Linked DNA regions of Homo sapiens: region 2 is linked to region 1. Evidence: read pairs that join two places in POLR2A ChIA-PET (ENCODE). Cell type or tissue: MCF 10A. All regions are shown on one strand. Links, peaks and the distances in the headings refer to the core of each region. The heading gives the core; the rest is flanking DNA.

Region 1 (8,335 bases), core at 290-8,289:
TTTAAGCTCCTACTTCCAGGTGTCACCCAATCACCCTGTGCTTCCATCCATTCCTGCTGAAACATCTGCATGTCCATATGTTTGGCTCATAGTATCTGTCACACTTTGCTTTCTGCCAGCTCTTCTGTGCTCCCCACATGCCTGGGGACTCCCCTCCTCCTCTCCCCAGCCTGCAGAACCCCGTCTCCCTGCAGAGAGTTTTACATGGAAGAGGAGGGTCTCTGGGTGTGCACTGATAGAAGAACCCAACAGCCAGGCCCACGGGACGAGGACATCTGTCTCACTGCTCTGCTCCTTCCTGCCTGTGACCTCACAGAGGCCTCAATTGGATCAGGCAATTTGTATGGTCAGGATCAAATGCTGCCCAATTTAATTCAATTACTCTTCACCACAAGAGAAAATATGGTTATTATAATGACAGGACCTCTGTGAAGAATGCAGGCTCCCAGCCAGCGACCTGCCAGCACGTTGCCAAGCTGTGAGGAACAGCCACGGTGCAGATGATGCTGATTGGAAGGGATGGGGCAGAGCTGTGCCTGCTCCCGAGCACTCACACGAGTGACTGAATCCTTTGCCACAGTTGCCCAGGGGCACCTTTCCCACAAACCCACAGAGAAGTGGGCATAGCTGTGGCTGAAGCTCAGAGTGGAGCTGCCAGGTTGAGCTGTGACATGATAACTGAATTATTTACCAAATCCTGGGGAGAAGAGAAGAAGCAGAAGTAGTGACAGCAGCAAGCAGAGGAAAGGGAGCTATTTTCCAAGATTACCATTTTAAGAGAAATTTCTTACTTATGGTTCATAAGTCTCTATGACAAATTTGACAACTAAGAAGATAATGTCGACCTGGAATCTTTTCTTCAACTTCATCTTATCCTAACTGCTCGTTACCTCACCATATTTAATAATAATTGAAACCACCATTTACTCGGCATTTACTGTTGGCCAGCTGCTGTTTTCATGGATCCATTCCTGTTGGTCTCTCAAGAATCCTGTGAGCTAAGCGTCCTATTAACCCCATTTTAGAGATGAGAAAAATGAGGCTGCAGGAGACTGAGCAGCCTGCCCAGGGTCATATCGCTAGTAAGTGACAAGATAGGACTTAAGCCAACTGATCACAAAGCCCTTCTTCTTGACCTTTATGCCCTTGGCCTTATTTTCTCAAATTGCCTTTGCCTTTATAGATGTGTCCTCATGTCACTGAAGAGGGAGAAATGCTCCCCAATACTCTCAAGTACATTGGATACACAGAACCTGTGTCTACACGGAATCATATCATCATTTCTTAACCAGTATAGTGGCTGGACACATGGGGCTCTGGGTTCAAATCTCAGCTCTGCCACTTCCTAGCTGCACGGCTACTGTAGGTTACCTAATTCCCTGTGTTTCAGTTCCCTCATGTGCAAATGAGGAGACTATTTCCTCATGGGGTTGTGGAGAGGACTAACAGAATCAACACACTTAAAGCACTTAGAGTGGTACCTGGAAAAATTGTTCAAAAATTAGTGGCTATTATCCATTTTTATCACTTCCCTTCTGAAAGCAAATAATGCAAAAATAGGAGGTGAGAAGGTGAGGGATGTTTTCTTGGCATGCACCCAAGACACTTCCGGAGGTAGTCCAGGGCATATTTGCAGTGCCAATGATAGAGTTAAGCTGGGTGCCATGGTCAAGAGTAGTAATACTGACTACCAGCCTAGCACCCGTGAGGGTGGGGGAGGCTGTAGGAGATCTGAGCAACTCATAAGCAAAATCCTTCTAGGATCGAGTGAAGAGTTCCTTTAACTTTATCTCCTGTCCTAGGCTCTGCCTCTTTTCACTCAGGAGCACAACCAATGGCAGAGACTGGAGGACTGATACAAGACAAGGGGGCAGTACCCACTCCTCAGGCCACCTTGTTAACAGGCACTGGCTGGGCTGATCCACATTCCCTCAGGCCCACTTCCCCCTGCTAAGGAGGAAGAGGGAAGCTGTGACTCTTTTGTAGACCAACTACGAACACAGATAAGCAGGGGCCTCTTGGCCCAGTACTCGGTGTCCATTGACACAGAATGTCCTTCACCCATATCTCTGAGTTTGCCCACATGCTTCCTTTAGAAGCAGTTGGGTCTAGCAGCCTTTCAGGGAATTATGAAAACTCTAAAAACCCACAGGAATTTTCCCAAGCCCTTACCACACATCCCACACTTGCCTGGGTCATCATGGTGACTCTGTTGCAAAGCCAGGGTGAAGCGTCTTCAACCTGAAGACATGTAGTCCAAGTGAAGACATGTAGTCTGAGTGCTTTGAGTCATACTTACATTGTTAATGATCGTTCTTGGACTTGAATTTTATTTTAGGGCCAGGATCACTTTTTCTAGGTGTCATAAATCCAAGCTAATATGCATATCAGTATGTACCAAATAGTACCAGCTTTGGCATCCAGCTATATGGTACTTTTGATGCTAGGGATGGCAGAGCTCAGCATGGGGGAGCTGTTCTTCTCCATCAGAACCCATGTGAGGGCATGTTACTCTGACGTATGGGATGATGTTCACCATGGTCAGTGTCTGTTGTGATTGTTTACAAAGACTTAGTCCTTGTCCTTTGCTTTCAGATCCCAGTGGAGGGCGCAGCTCATTCTAACAGAAGCCAGCTTTTTTTGGGAAGTTTTGACTGAACTTTAGGGAGTTGTGATTCTGAGAATGGTGTTTTCATACAGTAAAGAGTAACCGGTTTGCTGTCCTAACTAGAAATGGTATTTTTTTTTTCTGTGAGATAGTAGCTCCAAGAAATGGGATGAGACTGAATAGAAAAGCAAAGACCTGGCTTCTCTTCTTTGTTCTACACTTTTGAGCAAGTCCTTTTGCCTCCCAGACTCAGTTTCCCCATTGCTGTGGATATTGACATCAATGATTCCTACAGCCCACCCTGTCTCTTGCAAATGAATTGAATTAGTCTTTAATGCCCCAAATGGTTCAGTGGTAAGCACTGTAAATCTAAGTTAAAATTGCTGGTATTACACAAGGGAAATAAATGTTTCCAGCTCCAGGAAGATCAGCAGCTCACAGCTGTAGCTGGAAATGAGGACATACAGGCTGACAAACTGTAGACACGACCATCTCTTGGGTCTTCCGAAGGGAACCTGGGGAGAAAATGGCAGCCCCATCAGGTAACTGCATCAGTGTACCCTGAAGAGATGCTACCTTGATTTCCACACCAGCTGAGCACCTGAATAATTATATTTGAAGCAGCACAGGGCATAGAACAGATTTACTTAGCATCTGGGGAGCCAATTGCACCCAGGCCTGCCCAAACTGGTCTTTCTCATTGCAGGGTGTGGGAGAACATAGGGCTTTGTGGGTCCCTGGGGACCTGCCAGGCCCAAGGCTGTTGCTCAGCTGTGGGAGGCACGCCAGTTCTCAGGTCTGCTAATGAGTGGTGTGGTGTCTGGCAAGGAACTTGCCTGGAGTGAGTGTGACTAACCATGAATCTTTTCAATAATGCTGACAATTCATTCTCTTTTCTCTCCTTTACCCGCTCTCTTTGCTGGAGCTGGCTGAAATAGGAGCAAATTAGTCTCATTCTGGAAAAGGCAGGGCATGATAAAGGACCCCCTAAAAGGTTTCCAGAGCTCCGTGCCTGAATGTTTTGCAGTCCGTGTAATTATCTGACTTGGGTGAGTCGACAGGGTATTTTTTTTGTTGTTATTTTCTACACTCAATAGCAGGTGGCATCTGAAGAAGTGCCTTGTTACTGTTCCACTGGACTATTGAACAAATTTACATTTGACACCAGCAAAGGTAGTGTCATTATTATTCTATGTGTGTTCCAACCCGAACTGATGACCCTCCATTTCCTGTTCAAAGGCTATGTTTCTTTCAAGGGAAAGATAATGTTTCCACCCCTACATGGAAATGTGGTAGACCTTAAATGCCCTGGACTTCTAACCGGGGGTGGGAGCTGAAGAGGGAATGAACCTTTCCTCTTCTCCCTGCTGCCACCCGTTTTGTTGTTTGATTAAGTGTTCTCTGAGTGTCTAACACCTGAGCTGAACCTTGCATTCTCTCACTGGGAAGGTGTGTACCTGTGTGCTGCTGCGTGTCTCTTGGGAAAGTTGGTCATGCCATCTGTTGGTTAGTGAGTTGGAAGGCTTTCAGGTTCTGCTAATATTGGATCGAAACTTTTAGAAAGGAATAGAAGTTGTCTAATGAATGTGGTGTCATCATCATGGGTTAGACCTCTGAGTATGACTCAAACACACTTTCTTAATAACAGAGGAAAAGCATTTAATATTTGAAATACATGAGCAAGTGAAAGAAAAAGAAATACACGGAGAGTTGGAAAGTTTCAAACAGTTTTAACGTTCCTTATTCTCTAAAATAAACATACTGTCTAGCTCAAACCTGCTTTCCACCTTTTCGTATTTAGGCTTGTTTCTTCTTTCTTTCTTGGCCTTGTGGGACTACTATTAACTTCTAAAGAGGTTCAAAATGGTAACTGGAGGTATCAAAGCTATCTTTTCCAGATTAAAACTTGGGACATGTGTTCCAGCATGTGTCAGAATATTTTCAGGAATGATACGTGAATGTATTTAAAATTAGAGTTTTCTCTGACTATTCTGAACATAGAACTCCTTTCATTTTCTGACTACCTTGTATTCAGAGGCATCATAGATTACAGTTTCATGTAGGAGTTGCAACTGATGGCCCAAGGTCGGATCTCGGTTTTAGTCATGTTTTGTATAATGTACAAAATGTGCTGTTGTGTAATGTACAAAATGTACTGTTTCAAAAACCAGGAAATTTCACATAAACATCTAGATTTCTAACTTCTAAAAATTCTAAAATCTGGCAACACTGACTACAGAGGCCCAGAATGGTAATGCTATTAGAACTAAATGGCTGCTGCCTGTTCACAGGATGCTTTGCCACGTGCCTCACCACTGTCTAGTGCCTCATATTTAGCCTTCCTCACCTCTTTCCATTGTGTGTCTGGCCTCTGTAAGCATTTGAATTTGTGTTTGTTGATTTTGTCATACAGTCCACTTGTGGTTGAGGCTTCTGGCTACTCATCATCAGAGAAGGGATATGGCTTCTTGACTTTGGTTGAGTCAGGTCCCATCTCAGAGAGCTGGTCCTTAGTACAAAGTTGGTCATAAGCTGACATCTTATACCTCAGTTATTGAAAACCCCAATACCTCTGATATGTTCCATTTTTGCTTCTTTGATTAGAGTAGATCTCATCATTAATGGGTAGTTTGGTTTATTCCTTGGTATTGTGAAATGAGAGACATAAACATCTTGTATGTATTGTTTGCTACATGCTTGTTCATTGCATTTGGAACCAATTTTGTAACCACAATAACCATTTATAGAAGAGTAGATGGCCGGGTCAGGGGGTGAGAATGGGAAATAAGACAACTATTTGGCTTCTAGAGAATAAATTGATTGATTATGATATATTGAATAAATTAGTAATTCTTTTTTTTTTTTTTTTTGAGACAGAGTTTTGCTCTTGTTACCCAGGCTGCAGTGCAATGGCACGATCTCGTCTCACTGCAACCTCTGTCTCCCAGGTTCCAGCAATTCTCCTGCCTCAGCCTCCTGAGTAGCTGGGATTACAGGCATGCGCCACCACACCCAGCTAATTTTGCACTTTTAGTAGAGATGGGGTTTCTCCATGTTGGTCAGGCTGGTCTTGAACTCCCGACCTCAGGTGATCCACCTGCCTTGGCCTCCCAAAGTGCTGGGATTACAGGCATGAGCAACCACGCCTGGCCAAATTAGTAATTCTTACAATGTTTCACACTTGTTCAGTAAGGGAAAAGCATTACATCTATGGAGCTTTTTGAATTCTTTGACGTTGTCTTAAACAATGCTTCATAACTTCTCTTTGTCTGAGAATATTAATAAACTGTCTCTGTCATTTTCTTATAAAAACCTATAGATATAACTTAAATTTTTAACAAAATTCTTTTGGAAAATGAAAAGGTGATTGACATGTACATTCAGGCAGGTAAACAAGTATTACTGAAAATTATGGTGTCATTTAAGAGCCTTGTCAGACAGTAGGTCAGCAGGAGTGGAACTTTATTCATTCATTCATTCAGCAGATATTTACTAAGCACCCCACTCCAAGTGGAACCACATGAAATTGGAAATATCTATAAAGACAGAAATCTCCTGTGGTTCAATCTGAAGCCTGCTAGGTGCTATGTTAGGCACTGTGGATACAAGGAGAATAACAGGGATAGTCATGCTAACAAACAGTGCGATGAAGAGTTCTAAGTGCTGTGACAGATGCATAGAGGAATCCAGTGAGGACCTGGAGAAGCAGGTGCCAATTCTACTTAGGGGATAGGATTGGCAAACAGCTTCAAAACAAAGGGGATGCTCAAAATGAATCCTTGAAGAAAATGCTAATGATATTAAAATATTCTTGCCTGTGGTGAAGGCAGAGTGGGTGTGGGCATGGGTGGGGATGGAGATCAGCATACAAGCCCAAGGGAACAGTGAATAGACATAAAGGCATGCCACAAAATTCCTGGAGTTGTGAGTGCTTTGGGCATGTGGCAGGGCTAGACAAGTGGGCTTGGGGCCACAGAGACCACCTTGGGAGCTCCTCATTATTGTGTTAGAGAAGAAAAGCCATTAATGCATTTCCAGCAGGGATGGGGGCATGGTGAAACTCGCCTCTCAGGAAGGTTATTCTCTTTTCAGTATGGGACAGAAGCCAAGATGTAGGCCAGGAGAACTGCATGTATCACTGATTTGACCGGAACAAGAGCTTAGTGAGGTAGGTAAGTGAATGCCGGTTATTTTATGTCAGAAGATATTCTGGAAGAGATTCATAGATTATTCAAATGAAAGAGATTTCAGAGATATTTCATAATGGATATAGTAATCCCCTAGATTTATATGCAATATTTCCATGACCTAAAATCCATGGAAAATGCAGTCTTCTTTTTATAATTATTAATAACATTGGCTAATATAAATTAGGGGATACTACTACAGCATGTGTTCAGGGGTTCGTATTTATCTTATATTATGCTCATATAACTCTTATCAAGTAGGTATCATTACAATTCCCATATTTCAGAAGAGGAAACTGGAGCACAGAGAGGTTGAGTACTAGGCCAAAAATTACACAGCTCCTAAGTGTTGGAGGCAGGGTTCACGCTGAGTCCATGTTGCTCTAGTTGTGACATAGAAATGACAATAATAAGGACTTCTGACTCTTCAAATACTTCTAGAGATCCATAATCAACTAGGTTTCAGTCCCCAGGATGCAGTTTTCAGGTGCCAGTCTAGACCACTTGATGTTGAAGGGAATAGGAACCCACCCATGCATTTGCATGTGTGCTCACACAAACACTTGGAAATGGACTTACCCCATTCTGAATCCTGAATTTGTACATATCCAAGAATACAACAAAAAAGGCAATAAGATGTTCATATTGGTGATGTTTCTCAAGCAAGTTTCCTCTTAATGAAATAGAACTAGAATACTGCCATGACCTAAATTCCAGAGATTTTGCAGGCAACAGCCAGCTACCATTGATACAGTAATTGATTCTCCTTGGAAGAATGGCAATGGCAATTATTCATTGGCACAACCCTAGGGAACATAAAGGGAATGAAAAGAGAGAGAATTACAGGTGAGACCTCTTGAGGCCCTTTGTCAATCACCACCTTTTCACAAGCACAATAGGATTTGGTTTTCTGTGTGGTCCCAAAACCCTTTATGCTGCAAGTCACTGGCTCTGTCCTTTCCAGAAGTCCAGAGGCCACTTTTGCAACTTTGCCTCCCTCCTGATCTCAGTAGAGCACTAAAAGCCAGGACTTGGTATGACTCAGGTAGTCCTGGAATGGAAAAGAGGAAGAATGTGGAAGCCCCCAAGGGGACACAAGTCCCATCATCTCTTCCCTTCCCACCACCCTCCTCTCATTTCCCTCACTCCTGAGCTCAGCTGGTAGCAGTAGTAGCCTCTGTAAGAAGAAAACCAAGACTTGATCTCAGATGGATTGACAGGTGTTTCAAAAGAGACATTATTGGGAAAATGCCAAAGGGAAAGTATGAAGAGCAAAGAAGTGGAGAAGTCAGGAAAAGAACCTTCTTGTTAATTACTATTAGTGTAGGGAAATCTTAGCCCTGGAAGTGGGAAAGGGGAAAGTGTTCCTGGCACACCACAGCCTGCCATTCTAATTAACCCTGAGCTAACTCCAGTGATGGCTAAATCCCCAATTTCATTGGCTTAGAACAAAGTTTAGTTTTTGATTAAAGAACAACGTAAGGTGAGTCCTTGGCAAACAGCCTTCCACACAGTGTTTCAGAGATCCAGGCTCTTTCTA
Region 2 (8,335 bases), core at 162-8,161, 87 kb before region 1:
TTGTCCAGCCCCTTTAGAATCCCAGTCCTTGGTCATCCATACTTAAAAATACCATCTTCTCCAGAAGGAACCCAACAGGCACATATATTCTCTTGGCACATTAGCAGAAATTATTCTCTCAGATAACCTGGTTGTCACGGAGTGATGACAGAGCCCAAAGGAAATGGTGCACACCATAGGAAGATCTGGTAGAAGACAGGTAAAGGAAAAGACCTGGGTCATGGGGGAAACAGAGGAGGGAGGGTGGAAGGAAGGTGTAATGTTGAGTGAATGAATGTTGCGGGTAGAAACAAACCATTACAGCCCTAGACATCGAGAGAAAAATGGAGGTTAAAAAAAGAGAGGGGAGGTCAGGTGCAGTGCCTCATGCCTGTAATCCCAGCACTTTGGGAGGCCAAGGTGGGTGGATTACCTGAGGTCAGGAGTTTGAGACCAGCCTGACCAAGATAGTGAAACTCTGTCTCTACTGAAAATACAAACAAATTAGCCAGGTGTGGTGGTAGGCACCTGTAATCCCAGCTACTTGGGAGGCTGAGGCAGGAGAATCGCTTGAACCCGGGAGGCAGAGGTTGTGGTGAGCTGAGATCACGCCACTGCACTCCAGCCTGGGTGACAGAGAGAGACTCTGTCTCAAAAAAAAAAAAAAAAAAAAAGGGGAGGTGGCAGCTTCTCAATTCTACCTCATGCCTCTCCACTCCTACTAGGGTTTTCAGTTATTCTTGACTCTCATAAATCTCGATAATGTATTCCAATCACAGTTCCTGGAGCAGGTGGGTCAGCAGTGGGCCCATCCTAGGGGAGGGAGTCCACCTATTCCTGGATGTGCTCCGTGAGCTGCTGGGAGTGGGCACGGACAGAGTGCCCACAGCTTTCTGGAACATCCCACGGTAGAAAAAGGAGAGCCACAGAAAAGCAACACAAAACAATCTCCTCGTGCAGTTTGCTTATTGTTGGAGTTTGAAATTCTGCCAAGTGCTCATACTTCTTTGTTGTCAGCAGTTTAGTTTGAGACAATAGAGAAAACAGCTCTTTTGGCTTCTACCTAAACTTTAGCAGAGAAAAGAACAGCTTCAGAAGTTGAACTCAAATGGTCTTCTTACCTTATTTGCCCTGACCCTGAGTTGCACTGTGCTAGCAAAGAATGGAGAACATGGGGCCTGGAAATGCTGTGTTTATGAGACGAGGCTTGGGCTCACACATTCTCTGAGTCACAGCCTCTGGAGTTGGTGGTGATTAAGTAGGGATGTGGGAGGGAAGCACTGTGCCAACTTGAGAACCCCCTTTTTGGACTCAGCATTTTAACCAAACTTGAAAACTCAAATCTTTCAGCTTTAGGAGTTTATTTTCTCTTGGAAAATATCTGGATCCTTTTTATTTTCTGTACGAGGGAAGGAAAAGGCCAAGAATAAAGATGACAGGTTTATTTGGACATAAAATCATTGTTGGACAACTGTTTTTTGCTGAGTTAAGTGTCAAAAATGTCTGTAATTTACAGAATAAATTTTCCTGAAATTACACAGGGGGTGGTTAATTGACAGCAAACTGCTTGAGCTGTTTGGCTGTGGCACTGTTGTCCTTTCAGAGAACTTGGGTCCCTCCCTTCCAGTCCAGAGCTTCTGGGGCAGAATATTTATTTTGAGCACCAGGGTCTGACCCACACCTGCTCAAATCTTCAGTTCCCAGCTTTGCCTAAATGCCCTCATTTCTGAGCAACCATGAGGCTAGCTTCTAGTTTGTTTGTAAGATCTGCAGGCATCCATTTTGATGGTGTCATTGATAATTTTGTATGTGAATCTCAAAAACACTTGTAAAGAATTTGAGTTTTCTATGGCCTGGAGGGGAGGGAAGTTGTATCCTCCCTATTTAGTAAAGATGACTGACAGCTTTCCTGTATATGGCAGGCTGTCTGTCGATTGGTGGCTTTACATCTTAGAGGAGGGCTCTCTGGAGTTTTCCATTCCTATATCTATGGGTTCTGACCCATGGCTGTCTCACTTCCCTGTTTTCTGGCTGGTTTGGCAGAGATGCCTTATTACATGGGTCCTATCTGGAGGCCCAGAACAGCCTATGAAATTTTATGTCACTGCAGAAAATGGCTTCTTTCAAAATAACATTTTACATAGCCTGGCTTTCTTAATTAATGTGCTGTGGGGAGTTTTCTTAACTCTTACTTGTTCATTGGCTTTCTTGTGCTGGTGTAAGGACTCTACATCATCATTAATTGACATTAATGACATTACTTGACATTTAGGTAGCACCAGATCCACCTTTAAAACCTGAGGATAAATTATAATTTGTTGTAATACATAAGGAAGGAAGAGAATCTGGAAGGAGTCATGAAGCACAGGGAGTGAGACCTCCCTAGAGAAGCTAGCGTAAGCTTTGATTCTGCCTTAACAGGATCCCATACATCTCAATGCAGAAAGAAAACAGTTTCCAGGATGTGGCACCAGGCTTCCCCACACAGGGTCCTGTGGCACAACACAGTTTACTGCTCCATGCCACAGGGTCCCTCGCTGTAAGAGCAAGAATTGGGTCCACTCAGGGCCCGTCAGGAGGGAGAGTTTTATGTTCATGGTATTCAAGTGTTCTGACGTGGGAACACTATGGGGAAGTTCCCTTCCTCTGATATCAGACAGTCTGTGAAGAGGTGAAAGCTCCCCAGTGAGCAACCTTTCCCCAGCCTCTCCTGACTGAAGTGGAAATGATGTCTGAGCAGAATAAGCCAGTCGATGAATTCATTCTTTGAACTTCTCTGACTGGGAAGTGGTTCTGAGACTTTGAAAATCTTCAAAGATCTCAGCTCATGAAATCAATAGTTCATTTTTTAAGTTGCCAGAGTTAAGGCAAGCATTCTACTCAGAAAAGAGTGGGAAGGTCCTCCTAGTTGAAGACCCAGACACTAAAAAGAATAAAAAGCTAGGAAGGCTATGGTCCCTGCCCTTAAGGTACTTTCTAGGGAAGAATGAAGGTCAAGACTGCCCATGGCCCTGGAATCAGCACAGGAGTCAGAGGTGAGAGCAGGCACATTGGGCATGGAGTGGGCGAGGGAAAACAAGGAAGGGATAAGGGCCTTTTCTGTGTAAGTGATTATATATGCTGAAAGTTGAGTGACAATGGAAATAATCTGAAATATGTCCCATCTGTGTGCATTTCTTGACTGATAATTTTGAAACAAGGTACTAAGACTAATGACACATAATTTTTTTGATATTTTCTTTTTTTAAAATTTTAGTTTAAGTTCTGGGATACATGTGCAGAATGTGCAGGTTTGTTACATAGGTATACATGTACCATGGTGGTTTGCTACACCTATTAACCCGTCTTCTAGGTTTTAAGCCCCGCATGCATTAAGTATTTGTCCTAATGCTCTCCCTCCCCTTTCCCCTCACCCGCCCGACAGGCCCCAGTGTGTGGTGTTCCTCTCCCTGTCACATAATATTTATTAAGCACTTACTAGGTATCAGGTATTATGCTATGAATTTACATGAACTCTCATGAATTATCTCATGTAATCCTTACCATAAATTATATGAGCTTTGTACAATTATACCCTCTCTTTTTTAGACAAGAAAACTGAAATGCCAAGAGGTCAAATAACTTGCCCAGGGCCCCTCAGCTAGTTGATGCAAGAACTAGGATATAAATTCACGGTTATCCCACTCCAGTGCTTTTCCTCTTAATCATCTTTTTTGTTGGATAGCTTGTTTTTGGTTTTTGTGTGTTATTGAGACCTGAGTAACAGTCTTACAGCCCCGGATCCTGAAAGAATCTGCCAGAACTGAGGAAGTTGTCATGCGTCTCTGTTTTGGAGTCGTGTGCTGCATGGCAGAAGTGAGCATGGCTAGCGTTCACCTATCTCCAGGATCATCTGCAGGAGGCCTGGGCTGTGGCGGGCGCTATGCAGGGAGCGCCCTGCATGGTTTTTCCCTCTCAGTCATGCTGATACTTCATCCATCTGCCTTGTTGGCTCTTAAACTGCAAACAGGAAATGAAACTGAAAAAAGCGGAAAACGGTGCTTTCAAGAAAAGGAAAAGCATCTTCCTTGAGGCACTGGCACTCTGAGAAGGGGAGTGATGACTAAGAGGTTTGTGAGACGCTGTTACCTGGTGATGAGGAGCCACAAAAACTAGATGCAGAATAGGAGTGCCGTGTGTGCCTGTGCATAGCTGGAGCCCAGCCTCTTGTCAGTGGATGGTGGAGTGTGAGTTGTCAGCTTCAAGCAGGATGTCAACTAAGCCTGCAGCACCCTGAGGGCAAACGGTTCAATAAAACACACACTTGATGAGAATGTTCAGCTTACAGATGTCACTAAGCTTCAGCCATGGTTGCTAAGAGTAAATAAATCACTGCTTGCAACTTTGGATCCCACAAACCTGATGCTCTCTTTTCTCACCCACGGGGGAGAAGAGATACAGGATAAACCCTGCTTCTTGGCAGTCAGTCTCAGCAATATCGTTTTGTGTTTTGAAACTGCTAGCAAATCATGACTGAGCCAGTCCACTGCTTTGAGCAGGTAGTGGTGGACTATTCATTTTGTGTTACCGACGAGAATCCCAAGAAGAGCAAAAATCCCGAGATGCAGGGAAGTAGGCAACATCAGAGTCCCAAGCTCGTCCTGCATTTATTCCTTCTGACTCAAGATGGCAGGAGTAGGGTGTGACAGTTGCTTGATCCTGGGAGGGGCATGATTGCATTTTCTCCTGACTTCAGTGGTCATTGTTCTTTAATGTTGTATCCTTGGGCAGCATGTGATCTGTCAGAGTCTGGGGGACCTGTTCTTTCCTGGTGAAGAAACATTGCTCAGAAATAGCAATGGTGTTTGCAAACAGCAGACACAGGTAGCAAGCAAAGGATGCTCTGCTATGTGTGTGTCTAGGTAATCCTCCCACATACATTTTATCTTAAAAATATGTATTAAATTATAAGACTCTTAGAAAATACTTGTCCCTATACTTGGGAAATTAAGAAATAATACAGGCATCACCTCACCCTCCTCACTTCCCAGTCATTATCATGTTTGCATGTGAATTTCTACTTAGGAAATTTCTTTACATCTGTGGTGTAAGTCCACAAACATTTGCTGAGCCCCTAACACGCACTAGCTACAGAGCTGGCTGGAGAAGGTTTGGGAAGTTTTGGGAGTGTCAATTTAACCAAATGGTAAGTAACTTAAATATGGTTTTTAAAAAGTAAAACAAATGGGGTTATACTATGCAGTAGAATTTTTAAAAGTGGATGAATCAAATTTTAATATAAACTGAGACTTCAAAAAGGGGCTACACAGCTTCTGTATGAAGAATGGACTAAATGGAGTAGAGGGAAGAATGTCTGCAGAGGCCCTTGCAGTTGGTTGAGGTAGACCCCATGGCAGATGAAAACCAAATGAGGTCAGTGAGTGAGAAGGAAGGAAACAGAGTGGAAGATAGAAGTTCTCATAAAGTGGAGCTGAGAGGACTTGTGATTGGTGCAGATGGTGCGAGAGGCAGAGGGAGGTGTTAATGTTATTGACTGCTTTCCTTGACTAATTTCCAGAAATTAGATGTGTCGACTCTGAAGCCACATCGCAGCACTTTGTCTTGTGCCATTGCCACATGATAATGCAAACAGCAGTAATCCTATGAGCTCACGTTGGTGCGTTCACACCACATGCTAGGCATCATGTGACCTCTTCCCACGCGTTCTCTTGTTTAATGTTTACATCCACCTATGAGGTAGGCTCTATTCTCATACTTCTTTCACAGATGGAAAAAACTTGAGGCTCAGAGAGGTTAGGCAACTTGCCCAGGATTAAACAGTTATTCATATGCCAGCACCCAGGTGACTAGAACACCAAGAAGGCATCTTCCAGGATGAAGGACCATACATAAATACAAACAGCAACTCCTCAGTTTTATTAGAATCCATTGACTATGAACCTTTCTTCATAATCTGCTTTGTTTTGGATGTTAGTAACATACCCCCACTTTACGTACCTTCTATAACATTTTAACAATTTTGTAAGAAGCCCTCTTAAGAGGTGTAAACCCCTGACCTCTTATATAGAGAATTTTGCACATAATTCAGCCTTTGGTTGAAACTTTATTTTGCTATCAGGAACACCCATAATGTAATTGGGAGAGACCTGGGGTGCTGAGGTGAGCAGGGTTCTTCGCTCCCAGGAGGCCAGCTCTTCCCTGTTTCTCTAGAGCCCACCTCACTCCACTGCGACCTCCATTCCCACAGCCTTCATTCCCACCTCATCACCCGCTCTGATGCTGCTTCCTTGTCTGCCGTCTGCTGAAGCTTCCCTCCGTCCTCCTGCTTTTATCTTCCTGTCTCCCCTTCCCAGCATTTCTCAGCTTTCACAGGGAACACGCTGTCTTGTACTGATGCTAGATCTATGATATGCTGACTGCCAGACACTGGGAGAGCTCTACTTCCACAGCCCTGCTGAATCCTCACCACAGACCTAGGGGTGTCTCATTCTGGTTCCAGCAGAGAGCAGCAGGCGCAGGAGGCAGCCATTTACCTCCGCAGGCATGCCCACTGCTCTTGAGTGTGGAGCTGGGATTCAAACCCACGTCTCCTTAATTTCAATCCTGCTTCCTTAGGTGCAGGGAGTGCTACCTGTAATAAGGAGGCCCAGGGAAGGAGATTGCTCTTGGCCTTCCATGTAACAAACCCAGACATAAGCTTTAGTCTGTGCTGCTTCTGTTGTTTTTATTATGGCAGTGACAAGCTCAAGGGCAATTCTTAGGGAGGCTGTTGAGTCCTGCCTGGGAGATGGTAAGGAGCACGGGCTCCAGAGGCAGATTGCTAAGGCCCAGCTTTTCACTTCCACACGCTTGCTGCGCGATGTGGGGATAATACTGGTACCTAGCTCATCATGCTGTAAGGAGTATATGCAAGTATATAAGGAGTATTTAAATCAGTCTTACAAGTAATGATGATAGTAGTAGTAGTGATGATGATGATGATGATGATGCGATGATGGCAGCTTGCTCCATGTCAAGTACTGCTCAAGTGCCTTATGCAGAGTAACACACTTACCCCTCACATCAACCCTCTGAGGTAGGTGCTGTGATTTTCCCCTCTCAGGGGTTGAGAGAACTAAGGCACAAAGCGACGAGGCAGCTTGCCTGAGTGCACACATCAGGGAAGTGGTGGAGATGAGGTGCAGACCCAGGCGGCCCTGCTTTAGTGTGTGGGACATCCTGCTCTACCATGTGCCAGGCAGAGCTACTTTGTCTGCCCCGCTCCCTCACCCTCACTTTTATGTCTGGGTGGGGTCTTTATGGCTTCACTCTCATGCCTCTCATTCACTTTCTCCCCTTCTCTCCTCTCTCCTCCTCTTCCGTTCTCCCTCCTTTTTCTCACTCTCTCTTCTTTCCAGTCCCCAGTTGTCCTCTGTCTCTAGAACCTGCGGTTGCTGCAAGGTTGCCTCCAGGTAATGGAGCTGTTGCTGCTAGGTGTGTCTTGCCCCCGCTGCATGGCCGCTACCCCCATAGCCACGCCTGCTCCTGAGCTCATCTGCTGCAGAGCATTAGTTGCTACCTTGCCACCCATTAAGCCCATGTATCATAATTGTACATTTTTTTGGTTGAAAGCCAAATGATGAAGCTAATAAGGTTCATGCTGGGAACAGATGTTCTTACTTCTGCCCAGATGCTGTACATGACAAGGACTTGCTGGCGCTTGGTGTCAGCGAGACTCTTGTACTCTCATTTGAAGTGTTTCTGGCTGAAGGGTTCTTAGGAAGGGCTGAAAAGTCATGCTGTCCTTATATGCAGGAGCTGGGCACAGGTCTTGAGGGGTAGGAGGTAGTCATCCTCGGTACTTTATAATCCATCTGCTTCATGAGGACATCATCCCATGCCTATTTGCAAACTGCCTTTGTTTGCATTTTATAATGACGCATTCAGATTTTTGCTTTTCTGGTTGTTTCAATCTCAAGCTAATTGGCAGTGAACAATTCTTCCATTTTCTGCTTTATTTCCTCATCTCTCCCTACTTGGAAATCAAGAAAAGTTTTTTTTCTCCTCTCATTAAGAATCTTAAATGATTATGCTAATATCATTCATTCATTCAATGTTTATTGAGTGCTTTCTATGTATAAGGCACTGGGATGTAAAACCGGATTTCTTCTTTTACGGCATTTACATTCTAGTCAGGAGAGATAATAAACAAATAAATAAACAACCTAATTTCAAATTAGAGGAGTGCTGTGAAGGAATGAAACAAGAGGATGAGAGAGAGAGAGAGAGAGAAACTAGGGCATAAAGTTTACTTTATATAATGTAGTCAAGGAAAGTATTTCTGAGGAGGTGACAGTTAAGCCGAGGTGAGGAAAGA

The links. Peaks named below come from ENCODE experiments on the same cell type or tissue, not always from the same donor. Only the 100,000 strongest peaks of a DNase experiment are listed, where the experiment ranks them.
Region 2: POLR2A ChIA-PET joins it to region 1 with 21 read pairs; 2 of 35 experiments call an interaction of 5 or more read pairs at or near these places.

The regions. Positions count from the first base shown.
Region 1 is chr13:40,055,520-40,063,854 of GRCh38, reverse strand. LOC105370171 (a long non-coding RNA gene) reads right to left here and starts at 286. Exons shown (of 2, transcript XR_941894.2): 1 at 205-286. RefSeq lists enhancers at 3,217-3,346, 4,593-4,782. In MCF 10A, for the core only: no CTCF peak of the experiment used is centred there; DNase peaks (open chromatin) are centred at 2,194, 3,364, 4,104 and 4,864.
Region 2 is chr13:40,142,581-40,150,915 of GRCh38, reverse strand. The region is part of intron 1 of LOC124903162; the gene reads left to right. Among named protein-coding and RNA genes, the nearest start is that of LINC00332, 35 kb to the left of the region's middle. In MCF 10A, for the core only: a CTCF peak has its summit at 4,656 (motif pointing right); DNase peaks (open chromatin) are centred at 1,185 and 4,655.